Linked DNA regions of Homo sapiens: regions 2, 3, 4 and 5 are each linked to region 1. The links are chromatin contacts, found by Hi-C or POLR2A ChIA-PET in ENCODE. All regions are on one chromosome and are shown on one strand. Each heading gives the region's core, a stretch centred on a gene start or an enhancer-like site at or near the end of the contact. The rest is flanking DNA. Distances are from core to core; before and after follow the strand shown. Region 1 holds the start of PARP2 (poly(ADP-ribose) polymerase 2). Region 2 holds the start of RBM23 (RNA binding motif protein 23). Region 3 holds the start of PPP1R3E (protein phosphatase 1 regulatory subunit 3E). Region 4 holds the start of C14orf119 (chromosome 14 open reading frame 119). Region 5 holds the start of MRPL52 (mitochondrial ribosomal protein L52).

Region 1 (2,700 bases), core at 145-2,644:
TTCAGTGGCGGGATCTCGGCTCACTGCAACCTCCGCCTCCCGGGTTCAAGCGACTCTCGTGCCTCAGCCTCCCAAGTAGCTGGGATTACAGGCGCCCGCGACCACGCCTGGCTAATTTTTCACTTTTTTTTTTTTTTTTTTTGTAATAGAGACGAGGTTTCGCTATTTTGCTCAGGTTGCTCTATAACAGATACTATGCTATCCTAACAATATGTTTCTAAATGATATTAGTGCCAAAACCAGGATTACCCAGTGATTTTGTTAATACAGGCTTATTGAATCGGAGGGTCTGGGGTGGGGAATTTGCTTAAGTATGCAGTCCCCATACTCGGTGATTCTCATGAAGCCAAACATTTGGGCGCCCCTCACCTGATGTCACCAAGAACCAGAAGACCAATTAGAATTTTCGTGGGCTTCCTGCCCCATGGTTCCCTCTGTTCCCAAAGGGTTTCTGCAGTTTCACGGAGCTTTTCACATTCCACTCGGTTTTTTTTTTTTTGAGACTCGCTCTGTCGCCCAGGCTGGAATGCAGTGGCGCGATCTCGGCTCACTGCAAGCTCCGCCTCCCGGGTTCACGCCATTCTGCTTCAGCCTCCCAAGTAGCTGGGATTATAGGCGCCCGCCACCACGCCCGGCTAATGGCTAATTTTTTGTATTTTTTTTTTTTAGTAGAGATGGGGGGGGGTTTCACCGTGTTAGCCTGGATGGTCTCGACCTCCTGACCTTGTGATCCGCCCGCCTCGGCCTCCCAAAGTGCTGGGATTATAGGCGTGAACCACCGCGCCCGGCCCGGTTTCGTTTTGTTTTTTTTTTTTTTTTTTTTTTCCAAAAATGGGCGGAGGAGAGTAGTCTGAATTGGGTTATGAGGTCCCCTGCGGGGTACCTCACCTCAGCCATTGAACTCACTTCGCTGGCCGTGAGTCTGTTCCAAGCTCCGGCAAAGGAGGCATCCGCCGGGCCCCTCCCCGAAGGGCGGGGTCCACGGCATCTCCTGCCCAGTCTGACCTCGCGCGGAGCCCCGTTCTCTGGGAACTCACCTCCCCGAAGCTCAGGGAGAGCCCTGTTAGGGCCGCCTCTGGCCCTAGTCTCAGACCTTCCCAAGGGACATGGGAGTGGAGTGACAGGACGCACTCAGCTCGTGGCCCCACTGATGAGCTTCCCTCCGCCCTATGGGAAAAAGTGGTCTCATACAGAACTTATAAGATTCCCAAATCCAAAGACATTTCACGTTTATGGTGATTTCCCAGAACACATAGCGACATGCAAATATTGCAGGGCGCCACTCCCCTGTCCCTCACAGCCATCTTCCTGCCAGGGCGCACGCGCGCTGGGTGTTCCCGCCTAGTGACACTGGGCCCGCGATTCCTTGGAGCGGGTTGATGACGTCAGCGTTCGAATTCCATGGCGGCGCGGCGGCGACGGAGCACCGGCGGCGGCAGGGCGAGAGGTTCGGAGCTCAATATCGCGGGACGGCATGCGGGGGGCGGGCAGTCAGAAAGGAACGATGCCACCTACTGTGACCCCCTTCCCCTTCCAGCTCCCTATAACCTGCACTTGGCTACCAAACCAGTTGGGGTGCTAAATTTTGTAAATTTCGGTTTTCAGAGCTTTGGGGATTACATAATTGTGCATAAAGCCTTGCGGAGCTGTAACAACTAATGTGCCAGTACTGTTGTTAATACCTAATGTCATCCAATTTACAAAAAGTAATTGTAAGGCACACCATTATTTTATACACAACAAAGGATAAGCACTGAAAATGGTGAACTGTGATTCACTGCTTATGTCATCCATTGTAAGATGCATCCCAGTTCCAGAGAGTAAAATGCGAGTCTTAGACCTATTGAGATACGGTATTATGTGTATAATGTTCTTAAATGCATAGGTGCACCCTATAAATTAGGTTCTATTGTACTTCTCTAGAAGTACAGTATTGTACAATATTCTAATATTGGAGTAAGTGAAGTAGGAAGAGATCAAATACTTCTCCAAGTTTCCACAGAGAAAAGCAGCAGAGCTAGGCTCTAAATTAGGCACAGACCCTTGAGCACTTAACTAACCTTTATCCCATACGGCCTCATGTATGAGGTGGGTATTTGGGGGACATTGGGACACAAGTAAAACAGATAAGCAGGCCTCAATCTATGAGCTTACAAGACTCCTGGGACTCCCTTTTATTTTGTTTTATTTCATTTGGCTAGAATAGCAATTTAGGAAGAATTACACAGACTGTTACACAAAAGTAGTGTGGGACAGTTGTTATTGCCTCTGTAAACTTAGAAAATTATCTTAAACCGGCGGGGTGAGGTGGCTCACGCCTGTAATCCCTTGGGAGGCCGAGGAGGGCAGATCACTTGAGGTCACGAGTTCGAGACCAGCCTGGCCAACATGGTGAAACCCTGTCTCTACTAAAAATACAAAAATTAACTGGGCATGGTGGTGCACGCCTGTAATCCCAGCTACTCAGGAGGCTGAGGCACGAGAATCACTTGAACCCAGGAGGCGGAGGTTGCAGTGAGCCAAGATCGCACCACTGCAGTCCAGCCTGGGCGAGAGAGTGAGACTCCACCTCAAAACAAAAAAAGAGAGAAAATTATCTTAAACCATTTCTTTAAAAGATTTTTTTCAATCTTTAAAATCTACACGTATTCGGGTGTGTACTCATTCTTTGCTAATTTCCAAATTCTGTAGCATTAAATG
Region 2 (2,700 bases), core at 80-2,579, 2.6 Mb after region 1:
TTAGAGACCCACAATCACGTCAGTTCCTAGACCTCGTCATAGCACAAGCCAACAGATAGACCCCACTGCTAAAGGAGCAGAGAGAACCACTGTCAGACCAATTCGGGAAGAATTCACGAAAAGCTGGAGCCCCAGGGGTGATGGTAGCGCCATCCCCAGGGTCTGATCACTTAGCTGGGCACAAACACCTACAAACTGAAGGCAGCTTAACAAAAGAGGAACAATGAGAACGATAAAAGCTACTTGAAGGACCACCCTCCCCATGTTGTGTAGCTTTAAAAAATGGTCCTATAGGCCGGGCGCGGTGGCTCACGCCTGTAATCCCAGCACTTTGGGAGGCCGAGGCGGGTGGATCACCTGAGGTCAGGAGTTCGAGGTCAGCCTGGCTAACATGGCAAAACCCCATCTCTATTAAAAATACAAAAATTAGCCGGGCGTTGTGGCAGGCGCCTGTAATCCCAGCTACTCGGGAGGCTGAGGCAGGGGAATCGCTAGAACCCGGGAGACAGGATGCAGTGAGCCGAGATCGCGCCACTCCACTCCAGCCTGGGTGACAAAGCGACACTCCGCCTTAAAAAAATAAAAAAAAAGAGGTCCTATAGGCAACCAACTGGCACAATCTCTGCGGGAGCCAGTGTCCCAGGGCTCAATCTTCATATGTGGCATCATAATACGCCTACTGGAATGAGTGCTTGAAAAAGTTAAATGGGAAAAGCCCATAAAGGTCAACATAGTGAACATGAATCTTCGACAGACTAGAGATTGAGGAAGAAAGCTCAATTCCCTTCTCTCTCTCTGAATGGTGGTGCGAGTGGCTGAAACTGATGATGCGTGTCCTCTCAGGCCGCGGAGGGTCGATGCTCCCTCTCCAGTGTGGGCGACCCTAAGTGTCACGGCTGCAGAGACCCGGAAAGAAAAATCACAGGATTCTAGAAACCGCATCTTTATCGGTGCAAGATACAGCCACGAGGGTGCCCAACTCTAAAATCGTGGCAGTGGGCTACATTTAAGTAGCTAACACTTCCAGGTCAAAACAAACAAAGGTTTTTTTAATGTTAAAAGTTCGCCTGAATCTCTTCGTGACGCCATTTTCTGCCCGTGACGTCAGGGGGGAGGCGCCGTGCAGCAACGTCACGCATTGGTGACGTCTGGTGGGGACCGGGTTTTGGGGTTTCTCACCAGTTCCGGGTCCCCGCAGGGGGGTCCCGGTTCTCTCCGTTCCTTTGAGTATGTTGTGGGGAGTGGAGCTCGGATAGTTCCTAGAGTCTAGGCAAGAAAAGCAGCACTGCAGGTACAGAGCCTCCTCTTCCCGCAAAATGGCGGCAGCTCTGCCGTCTTCCAGAACCTTCCCCAATCTGCGCATGCGCCAAGACTCCCCGGCTTTGGAAATAACCTCACTGGTTTCGCGGCAACCGTCCAAAGTACAGGTTCTCATTGGCTAAAGTCCTAAGTATGGGTGGAGCAAACTCAAATGCGTCTTAGCAACCACCGAGTTCCCATTGATTGGCTAACCTCAGAGACTCCAGAAAATGGAAGCGTCCTTTGGTAGCCGCCCATCACTCTCTCATTGGTTAAATGACTTGCGGAGGGCGGGGAAAACGGGACTGAAAACGGGAGTGAAGAAGCCACCAACCCCACTCCTGGTGCTCGCGTAGACTAGACCAGTGCGATGGGCGGAGCCAACGAGGAGGCACAATTTACATCCTTGGCCGTCCCTACTCGGATTTGCTGAAGGAGTCACGTCGGTCGTTAAGGTTAAGCTTTGTAGAGAACAGCGGCGTTTGTTTAACGTCCGGGGATGCTGAACTCGAAATCCCCGTTCTGAGCCGGCTACCTAAACAACCTTCCCGACCACCTCTCCTGACCTCGGTGCTTGGGACCAGGGAAAAGCAGATCTTGCCACAGACTTGTCTTGGCCCACACTCTGCCCTATCGTCATGGCCTGCTCCCACAGGTCATAACTTCCGTTCAAATCAGTACCCCCACATTTCCCACTGCAAGGGTAAATTTGAAAGTTTCTCAGGTGACTCCTTGGATGTAGCAGTACTGAGTCCTCTAACCGGAAAGAAGGAACTGATGTCCACCCTCACTTTCCAGGGGCCTCCAGGAGCCCCTAGACACTTCTGTGGTCTACTGTAGCTACCAAAAATGTAGCTGGTTATAACATGGGGAGAGCCAGAGTCGGAGGACCTGACTTCCAATTCTGACTTGGATACTAATATCACATCATTGTACCCATTTCAAACTCCCCCTCTGTAAAATGGAAAATTGGACTAGATGATCTCTTAGGACTTCAAACTGTAACCCTGTGGTTTTATTCAAAAAAAACAGGTAGCTTCTTGCTGGAGATTCCTGGATGGATTCCAGTCTTCCCAAGAGGTAACAAAGGAGAGGTAACCAGTTGCCCGTGCAGTAGCTCAAGAATACAGAAGAGAAACTGGCTTCACTCACTATTCCATCTTTTTCCAAGGTGGCAAACTCTATGCCTCCTCCCCAGAGAAAAGCCTAACTGTAGGTTCTAATGGACAAGAGCTCACTGTAGCTGGTCAGAAAGGCCTATATCCAGGACTACAATAGTCATTGCTCAGCTTCCTAAGTAGGGAATACAACTAGGCCCCTTTGGGTCTTGGATAGGCTAAGAGGACAGATCTGAACATGCCTGGGTCTAAGTGAGGTGTGGGAAAATAGTGGCAGGGGGCA
Region 3 (2,700 bases), core at 144-2,643, 3.0 Mb after region 1:
CGGAGCTCCGCCACTGCCCGGGTGCTCGGGCCCACGTAGAGCATAGTCACGGCCGCCGTTGTTGTCCCAGAACTCGTGACCTGTCACACGGTAGCGCAAGGCGAAGAGCAGGGCGCCCCCAATCGGCGGCGCGGGCAGGCGGAAGGCGAAGCGGTCGGCGCGCGGCGGGGGCGGGGCCGGACCGGCGTAGGCGGCTGGCGCCTCGCGTTGGCTCCGCCAGCCGTCGGCGCTCCAGCGCACGCTCACGCGCTTCTCGTAGGCCAGGTCCACCACGCGCGCGCTCCCGGCCACGCCCAGCGGGCCCGCCTCGGCGCGTTCCAGGCAGATGCGCTGCGTCAGCAAGCGGGCGGCGAAGCCGGGCTCGCTGGCCGGCTCCAGGGCGGCGCGCGCCTCCTGGGGGAAAGAAGAAGCGGGAGGAGGGAGCCCAGGGCGGAGAGAGGGGAGAGACAGGGGGCGGTGTCAGAGCAAGGCACTGGACCAATCAGAGGCCGACCCCGGCGTCCAGGCCGGCAGAGTGCGGCCCAGCTGCCAGGGTGGCCTAGAGCCACTCGCAGATGGGGTCCCCAAAAGGGATGGGCAGGCGCAAGCCCAGGGATGGGATGGAGATGGGTGCTCTTTGGCAAATCCACTCCCACAAGCCCGCTGCGGCCGACTGGAGGAGGTCCCCAGGAGGGGAGGTGCCCCCGCCGCCTACCTGGAGGCCGCGGGCGCGGGGCTGGCAGGGCGCGAAGTGGCGGAGGGCGTCCCTCTGCAATTGGATCTGCACGTGGCGGGGCACCCGGGGCAGCTCACCGGGACGGAAGCGGCGCACGACAGCCAGCTCCAACCCCAGTGCGTCGGCGAAACGCACTCTCTTGCGGGTGTCTGGGCTACGGCTGCGGGGCGCCCGGGCCCCGCCGCCTCCGGCTGGTGCAGATCGGGCCCGGCGGCCCCGACTCGGTGCGTGAGCGCGGGATCGGGCCCCGAACCGCGTCCCGCCCTCGCCTGGCTCCTCCTCCGGCTCCTCCTCGAGGCTGGGCCGCTGGCTACGGTAGTAGGCGCGCTCCGTTAGCGCGGCGATGAAGCTCAGGTTGCGGGGAATGTCGGTGCCCGGGGGCCGCTCACGGGACATGGCAGCCCCTTCCCCGGCGGGGCCAGCTCGCAGCGCCACCGCGCTCCCCTCTCTTCCTCTCTCCCGCCCGCCCCGCGTCAGCGCAGAAGTCGCTGGGTCCGCTTCTGCAGCCCCTCGCTGCTGTGTATTCTCCTTGCAGACACCTCCAGGATCCTCCACCTCCCGTTGCTTTGCCTCTCCTCTGTGACCACCCTTCCCTCCCTCTGGCCGTCAGCTTCCAGGGTCTTAGACTATCACATCCTGCCTCCTGCTAGCGGTCTGCTCTGAGCGTGCGCTCAACTGCACTCACCCTCCGGTTCCAAGGCCCTCACGGCCCGGGCGCCCCCGCCCACAGCCCTCTGACAGGTGGCTCCGCTTGTCTTCGCTGCTGCACCAGGGGGCGGGGACTCCACCTTTGCGGTCCCGAGTGAAGCTACTCAACCTTTTAAAAAAAACATCCACGGACGGGACGCGATGGCTCACGCCTCAAATCCCAGCACTTTGGGAGGCCGAGGTGGGAGGATCGCTTGAAGCCTGGAGTTCAAGACCAGCCTGGGCGTCATAGTGAGACCCCTGATCTCTACAATAATAATAATAATAAAATGTAAAAAGTCCTCAACTTTTCCGGCACAGCACAGGAAAGGTTAACGCCGGGAAGAAAAAATAACCTTTCATTTTCTTGCAGGGGAAGGTTCAAAACGCCCAGCATGTGACTTTATCTTTGGGGTTCACTGTTTTCTTTTCTGAAACCTAGGCTCCTGGTTTGGGCAGGGGGTGGTGGTGCGTGCAAAGAAGGAAAGGTCATGAAAGCTAGGTAGAGTCTTTCAAATAGAAGGTGAGAATATGGCACCCGAACTGAGAACTGCAGGAAGACCTAGCTTCTAGTGACCTTGAGCAAGCAAGGCATAACTTCTCTGGAGTCAGTGTTCTCGTGTGTGTGTGTGTGTGTGTGTGTGTGTGAGTGTGAGATGGAGTCTCGCTCTGTCGCCCAGGCTGGAGTGCAGTGGCGTGATCTCGGCTCACTGCAACTTCTGCCTCCCCGGTTCAAGCGGTTTTCCTGCCTCAGCCTCCTGAGTAGCTGGGATTACAGGCGTCCACCACCACGCCCGGCTAATTTTTGTATTTTTAGTAGACACGGGGTTTCACCATCTTGGCCAGGCTGGTCTTGAACTCCTGATCTCAGGTGATCTGCCCGCCTCGGCCTCCCAAAGTGCTGGGATTACAGGTGTGAGCCACCCCTGAACTCAGAGCCATACTCTGAACTCAGTGTTCTTATCTGTAAAAAAGTGGTGGAGTTCTGATTTCTAATCCAAGTGTAAGCCCTTTGAGGGCAGGGGCTTTGTCTGATTCATGGTGAGTTTTAGTATATGGTAGGCACTCAAATTATTGAATGAACAAGCACCCAACAACTCTCTTGGAGTTGGGACTGTGGAATTATAGGTCCAGTGGGAGCTTCCAAGAAGGGCAGAGCTGGCTTTTTCCCCTTTCATTTTTTTTTTTTAACATTAGTGAAAAAAAAAAGTGAAGTTGTTTTTAGTTTTTTTCTAACTTTCCTACTGATCTAATATAGCACTTACAATGTGCTAGGTACTGTTGTAAGGGTTTTACAA
Region 4 (2,700 bases), core at 176-2,675, 2.8 Mb after region 1:
AAACTGTGGTCTAACCTAGTCTATCCACACAAACACACACACACAAACACACACACACAAAACTATCAGCTTCTGTATAAGCAACGGTCTGCCAACTCAACCCTGGAGCCAACCCAGACCTAATCTGCACTACCTGCCACGTATCCTGTTGAACTCTAATTAAAACCAAGACATCCTCATCTTCCCTTCTTTAAACCAAACCTATACACTTGAATCGAGCTACACCTACCTCATGACAATCCCACCTTAATCTACTCAAACCGATTCAAAATCCCCAATATATATCAACCTGCCTCGCCTCTCTCACCAATATTCACCAAACTCTTAACCACCCAAATTGCCACTAGATGCCACTAAATTAGAGACCTCTCTCTCATCAAGTCCCTTCAAATAAAGGTCTCTCTTCATCTCACCTCCTCATCTAATCGAGCAGACATTTTACCCTACCCCAGTCCTATTCGTGCAGATACCGATACCAACCCCATCCACCCCTTCGCGCAACTATACCCCTAACTCCGACCCAGCCCAACTCGCCCCCCTCAGGCCAGCAACGCCGTAGGTTGTAGTGGGATTTAACTCCTTCTGCAGCGCATGCGCCGAAACCACAGATACAAACAAGGAGGGGGTGGGGGAAGGAGGAAGGAGCTTAAGACACTCCTGGAGAGTAGTGCACACCCTCCCATTTGGGCTCGCGCTGCTGCCGTTAAGGCGGGAACCGGCGCGATCTCCATTCCAGCGCGAACCTCATCAACCACCGTGCGCGCGGATCCAGAGGCTCGCGCTGGCGGCCTGAGCGAGCTCGCGCCGAGCCCGGATACTGCGCCTGCGCCGCGGCAGAGGCTCGTCTCTACCGGGTCCGCTCTCCTCCGACACCCCAGCAACGCCGACTCCTCACCCCTTTGAGCCGCTTGACCAGGGCACTCTTCTGCCCGCTCTTGGCTAGGCCTCGCTGCTCCAGTGCGGCCTTCAGGTCGGTCACCCGCAGCGCCTGAAGAGGCTTCCCGTCCAGAGTCACCTCCTCCAGCTCCGCCATCTTGCGTGAGGTACTCGGGTCCGTCCCGACGGCTTCGGGCATCTTCGGTAATTTCCGCCAACGCCCTTCGAACGTACCGAGATGACCCCGCCCACTGCCATACTCTACCCCTCGATTACCACTCAGAACTCCCCGGGTTCCTCCGGATGTCCTCGGATGTTTCCGTCTCCACATCGTTACCAATCAATTCTTTCCATCCGCCCTGCAGCGCCCCTTTTCTCGCCCTGCTTTCAGGCTCGGTTTTCTTCGTCTTGCCGAAGCTTTGAATCGAATATATTCGGAAACCCTCGACCCTGGTATAACCATAATCGGAGATGTTCGTTTATTTCCGGACCTAGAGATGAGGCGCTGGGGCGCTTGGGTGTTTGGGGCGGGTCCGAGGCCGGAAGTGCGTGGGCTGCCGGGCTGGCCCAGCTTAGGGTTTTCAGGAAATTTGGAAGCTGCCGCAGTAGTTGGAGTCTAAGGACTCGTGACAATCTTCGGGTGCCCTTCGAGAGAAAAGGGGAGGTAAGCGGGGTAGAAGTACCTCTATGGGCCGGGTCAGACTCGGTGTTTGCGGATTACCTTAATAGGGCAAGCCCCCCACTCCTTAACGCAAACAGCTTCTGCCCTCTGTCCTCTGAATCATAGCCACTCCCATCTTAGGCTTTTTTTGGGGAGGGGCGGGGGGCTGGTGCGGAATCGGAATAACAAGCTCCGTGGGGGTGCGCAAGAAGCATCGCCGTGTCTTCGGACCCAGACTATGAACTGATCTATGACGCTGAACTTGAGTTTGAGTTTGCCTTGGAAGCCATGTGGCAAGATTCTGGGAAAGTTCTTCCTTGCTCCGCAGAAGAGAGTAAGTTCCCTTGGAGGAACTGCTTCCTGTAGGGCAAGAACTGGAAAATGCAAGCGCCCTGAACTTTTTTGGTACTTGAACTAATATTAATTGTTTAGGGGCTTCTTTCTTTGTCACTACCAATCCTCCAACTTGATGCAGAAGAAACACAAACAGTAAAATAGGTCACAGACAAATAGTTTAGAGATTTAAGAGATACGTTAGAGATTTAAGAGACTGAAAACTATTAAAGTCAAATTGGCTGATCTTTCCGTTGCATTCATGATGCAAAATCAGTGGCAAGGTGCCGGGCGCGGTGGCTTACGCCTATAATCCCAGCACTTTGGGAGGCCGAGGCGGGCGGATCACTTGAGGTCAGGAGTTGGAGACCAGTCTGGCCAATATGGTGAAACCCCGTCTCTACTAAAAATACAAACAAATTAGCCGGGCGTGGTGGCGTACGCCTATAGTCCCAGCTACTCGGGAGGCTGAGGCAGGAGAATCGCTTGAACCCAGGAAGCAGTGGTTGAGATCACGCCATTGCACTACAGCCTGGGTGACAGAGCAAGACTCCGTCTCAAAAAAAAAAAAAAAAAAAAAAAAAATTGCAAGGCACCAATAGATACCATACTAAAAAAAAAAAAAAATTTTTTTTTTGTCACTCCACTCTGGGTCCCTCCACTCTGACGCAGGCTGGAGTGCAGTGGCGCGATCAGGGCTCACTGCAGCCTCAACCTCCCGGGCTCAGGTGATGCTCCTACCTCAGTCTCCTACGTAGCTAGGACTACAGGTAGGCACCTCTACGCTCAACTAATTTTTTTATTTTTTGTAGGGATGAGGTTTTGCCATG
Region 5 (2,700 bases), core at 9-2,508, 2.5 Mb after region 1:
AAAAGGAGGGGAGTCGCCAATCAGGGTTTGCCACTTTCTAGTACCTACCTCACAGGGTTGTTGCAAGGATAATATTAAGCAATGTGCGGTGGTAGCACTTATAAAAATGGAATGTCACATCTTAGCTCCAATACAATACCCCTTTCTCAGGAAAGTCATCTTTGATGGTCTACTGTAGATCAAGTTCACACTATAAACTCACAAACAACATGTATTTCCTTTCCCAGCACTCAATGACAATATTCATGTATGTCATCATTTGATTGTCTGTTTTTTTTTTTTTAGTTGGAGTTTCACTCTTCTTGCCCAGACTGGAGTACAATGGCGCAATCTTGGATCACCACAACCTCTGCCTCCCGGGTTCAAGCAATTCTCCTGCCTCAGCCTCCCGAGTAGCTGGGATTACAGGCATGTGCCACCATGCCTGGCTAATTTTGTATTTTTAGTAGAGACAGGGTTTCTCCATGTTGGTCAGGCTGGTCTCGAACTCCCAACCTCAGGTGATCCGCCAGCCTCAGCCTCCCAAAGTGCTGGGATTACAAGTGTGAGCCACTGCACCTGGCCTGTCTTGTTTCTTTTATACCGAGAGCTCTATCAGGATATTGATGTCTGGTTTTGTTCTCCATAAAATCTACGCCTAATACAGCACTTATCACACAGAATTTTTTTTGAGACAAGGTCTCGCTCTGTTACCCAGACTGGAGTGCAGTGGCATGATCTCTGCTTACTGCAGCCTTCGGCCTCCCAGGCTCAAGCCATCCTCCCACCTCAGCCTCCCAAGTAGCTGGGACCACAGGCATGCGCCACCACACCCAGCTAATTTTTCATTTTTTTGTAGAGAGGGAGTTTCGCCATGTTGCCCAGGCTGGCCCAATTTCCGATTAACTCTAGATTTGATTACTTTTCTTAGTCTAGGAAAACTGTGTTACAGTGATGCGAGGATCTGTAGAATGACGTGGATGTTACCCCTGAGATCAAAGTTACTATTAATATCAATTTCAATGAACTAGAGACCGCTGTAGGGAGGTTGTGGGAACTGTTCAGAACGGCTTAATCTGGGAGGACACGACTTCCACTGAGAATGCATGCGCTGAACGACAATTCGTTTTCACCTCAAAAACCTGTACTGCAGTTTTGTCTCTCCTTCCGTACGATGACCCAAGATGGCGGAGCCGTGATTGAAAACCCAGATTCAAGATGGCGACTTCCTGCTTCCCCGATAGCGTCGCGCGTGGCCACCGAGGCCACGCCTACTTCCGGCTACCCCGGCTACTCCTGCTCAGCATGGCTGCTTTAGGGACTGTTCTCTTCAGTGAGTGGGTATAGATAGGGACCGTGGACTCGGGGGCCCTTTGGGGACGGGCACAGGACCCCTGATCCGGCTGCGCGGCCTCTCCCCCAACTCTGCTCTGTTCTCCCAGCAGGTGTCCGGAGGCTGCACTGCAGCGTAGCCGCTTGGGCGGGCGGCCAGTGGCGACTACAGTGAGTCCTGGGATGAGGGCACCTGGGGGACCAGAAGCTGGGCTAGGTCCTCACAGATCTGTTTTTCTCCACACAGGCAGGGACTGGCTGCCAACCCCTCCGGCTACGGGCCCCTTACCGAGCTCCCAGACTGGTCATATGCGGGTAAGCGCTGATCTGGCAGTTAACTCCACTGGGGAGATTTTCACCTAGAGGGAACGCCCCTGGACGGGGAGCTGGGGGTATCAAGGTGGGGGCGTGTAAAAGTGTTTAACTTTTTATTTGGAAAACGGAATTTGGGGAAAGAAACCCTCTTGTTTATTTTGTAGATTGCATTTCGACTAAGGAAGGTAAAGCTAAACAGGATCTTGGCTTGTGGAGATAAGCAGAAGATAATTCTGACTTGGGGCCGCCAGGGTGGAAGGGGGTGACAAGACTTCTGCGTTTTTCAAAGGGGGACATTTTTTTTTAACCAAGAACCACTTTTCTCTGTGGTTAGTGAATTTTCAGTATTTGGTACCAAATGCAGGGAGAGCTCTTTGAAAAGCTGCAGAAATAAGCGTCTCAGAGGGGTAGAAGGATGAAGACTATGGATGGCAGGCTCCCTTCAGAAAATTCTTTTACCTTTACTTACAAAAGAGAGAGGGAGGGAGAATAAATATTAGCCCTAGAAGGGAGAACCTTAGAGAAGTTGAAGCTACTCCCCATTCTCCTTATGAGACTCCAGTGTACAAGTAGGAAATTTGAGGCCTACAGAAGTGAATTGCACATGATCATACAGCTAGGTAGTAGCAAATCCAGGACTAGAACATAGGCCAGTCCTCCTTGACAACACAGAGATCTGAATATTTAATACCCTATTGTTGCTCTCTAGGGGTATGATCCTGCTTAATTGGATAATTGGTGACTGAGGAAGATGGTGAAGATTTTTTCTACTTGTTATTTACTGTAAGAAGCCTGGCATCTCCTTGTAGTAGTATGGACTATTGGAAAGACTCTGGAATTACATATGACTGCTTTTTTTTTTTTTTTTTTTTTTTTGAGATGGGGTCTTGCCCTGTCACCCAGGCTGAAGTGCAGTGGCATGATCATCGCTCACTGCAGCCTTGATCTCCTGGGCTCAAGCAGTCCTCCCACCTCAGCCCCCCAAGTAGGTGGGACCACAGGCACACACCACCATTCCTGGCTAATTTTTTTTTTTAACTTTTAGTAGAGACAGGCTCTTGCTATGTTGCCCAA

Evidence for each region. Hi-C counts contacts between places; a loop is a spot of excess contacts on that map. ChIA-PET counts read pairs that join two places held with the same protein, here RNA polymerase II (POLR2A). Pooled maps may share reads with other maps.
Region 2: a map with no recorded cell type shows a loop between it and region 1 (12-fold over the local background). The contact joins the promoter of RBM23 here to the promoter of PARP2 in region 1. A Hi-C loop is called at or near these places in 1 of 37 single-sample maps with no recorded cell type and 11 of 50 pooled maps. POLR2A ChIA-PET finds 5 or more read pairs at or near these places in 3 of 52 experiments (WTC11, activated B cell and activated T-cell).
Region 3: a map with no recorded cell type shows a loop between it and region 1 (14-fold over the local background). The contact joins the promoter of PPP1R3E here to the promoter of PARP2 in region 1. A Hi-C loop is called at or near these places in 2 of 37 single-sample maps with no recorded cell type and 12 of 50 pooled maps. POLR2A ChIA-PET finds 5 or more read pairs at or near these places in 1 of 52 experiments (MCF 10A).
Region 4: a map of chondrocyte shows a loop between it and region 1 (8-fold over the local background). The contact joins the promoter of C14orf119 here to the promoter of PARP2 in region 1. A Hi-C loop is called at or near these places in 1 of 168 maps with a recorded cell type or tissue (chondrocyte) and 8 of 50 pooled maps. POLR2A ChIA-PET finds 5 or more read pairs at or near these places in 1 of 52 experiments (AG04450).
Region 5: a pooled map shows a loop between it and region 1 (6-fold over the local background). The contact joins the promoter of MRPL52 here to the promoter of PARP2 in region 1. A Hi-C loop is called at or near these places in 5 of 50 pooled maps. POLR2A ChIA-PET finds 5 or more read pairs at or near these places in 2 of 52 experiments (GM10248 and WTC11).

The regions. Positions count from the first base shown.
Region 1 is chr14:20,342,241-20,344,940 of GRCh38, forward strand. It overlaps PARP2 (poly(ADP-ribose) polymerase 2), which reads left to right and starts at 1,395. Exons shown (of 16, transcript NM_001042618.2): 1 at 1,395-1,447; 2 at 2,692-2,700. The coding sequence starts at 1,402. It also overlaps RPPH1. RefSeq lists enhancers at 278-377, 1,308-1,477.
Region 2 is chr14:22,917,820-22,920,519 of GRCh38, forward strand. RBM23 (RNA binding motif protein 23) reads right to left here and starts at 1,330. Exons shown (of 14, transcript NM_001077351.2): 1 at 1,180-1,330. It overlaps PRMT5-AS1 (PRMT5 antisense RNA 1), which reads left to right and starts at 1,637. Exons shown (of 2, transcript NR_120600.1): 1 at 1,637-2,700. RefSeq lists enhancers at 1-146, 635-804, 875-984, 1,075-1,144 and a silencer at 1,405-1,704.
Region 3 is chr14:23,301,466-23,304,165 of GRCh38, forward strand. It overlaps PPP1R3E (protein phosphatase 1 regulatory subunit 3E), which reads right to left and starts at 1,394. Exons shown (of 5, transcript NM_001276318.2): 1 at 695-1,394; 2 at 1-393. The coding sequence starts at 1,111. RefSeq lists an enhancer at 1-30 and silencers at 91-520, 531-590, 671-1,180.
Region 4 is chr14:23,094,080-23,096,779 of GRCh38, forward strand. C14orf119 (chromosome 14 open reading frame 119) reads left to right here and starts at 1,426. Exons shown (of 2, transcript NM_017924.4): 1 at 1,426-1,540. ACIN1 (apoptotic chromatin condensation inducer 1) reads right to left here and starts at 1,057. Exons shown (of 19, transcript NM_001386863.1): 1 at 896-1,057. The coding sequence starts at 1,033. RefSeq lists enhancers at 798-1,107, 813-1,336, 1,148-1,227, 1,248-1,457, 1,337-1,860.
Region 5 is chr14:22,828,629-22,831,328 of GRCh38, forward strand. It overlaps MRPL52 (mitochondrial ribosomal protein L52), which reads left to right and starts at 1,259. Exons shown (of 5, transcript NM_180982.3): 1 at 1,259-1,312; 2 at 1,425-1,482; 3 at 1,559-1,626. The coding sequence starts at 1,285. RefSeq lists an enhancer at 1,163-1,242.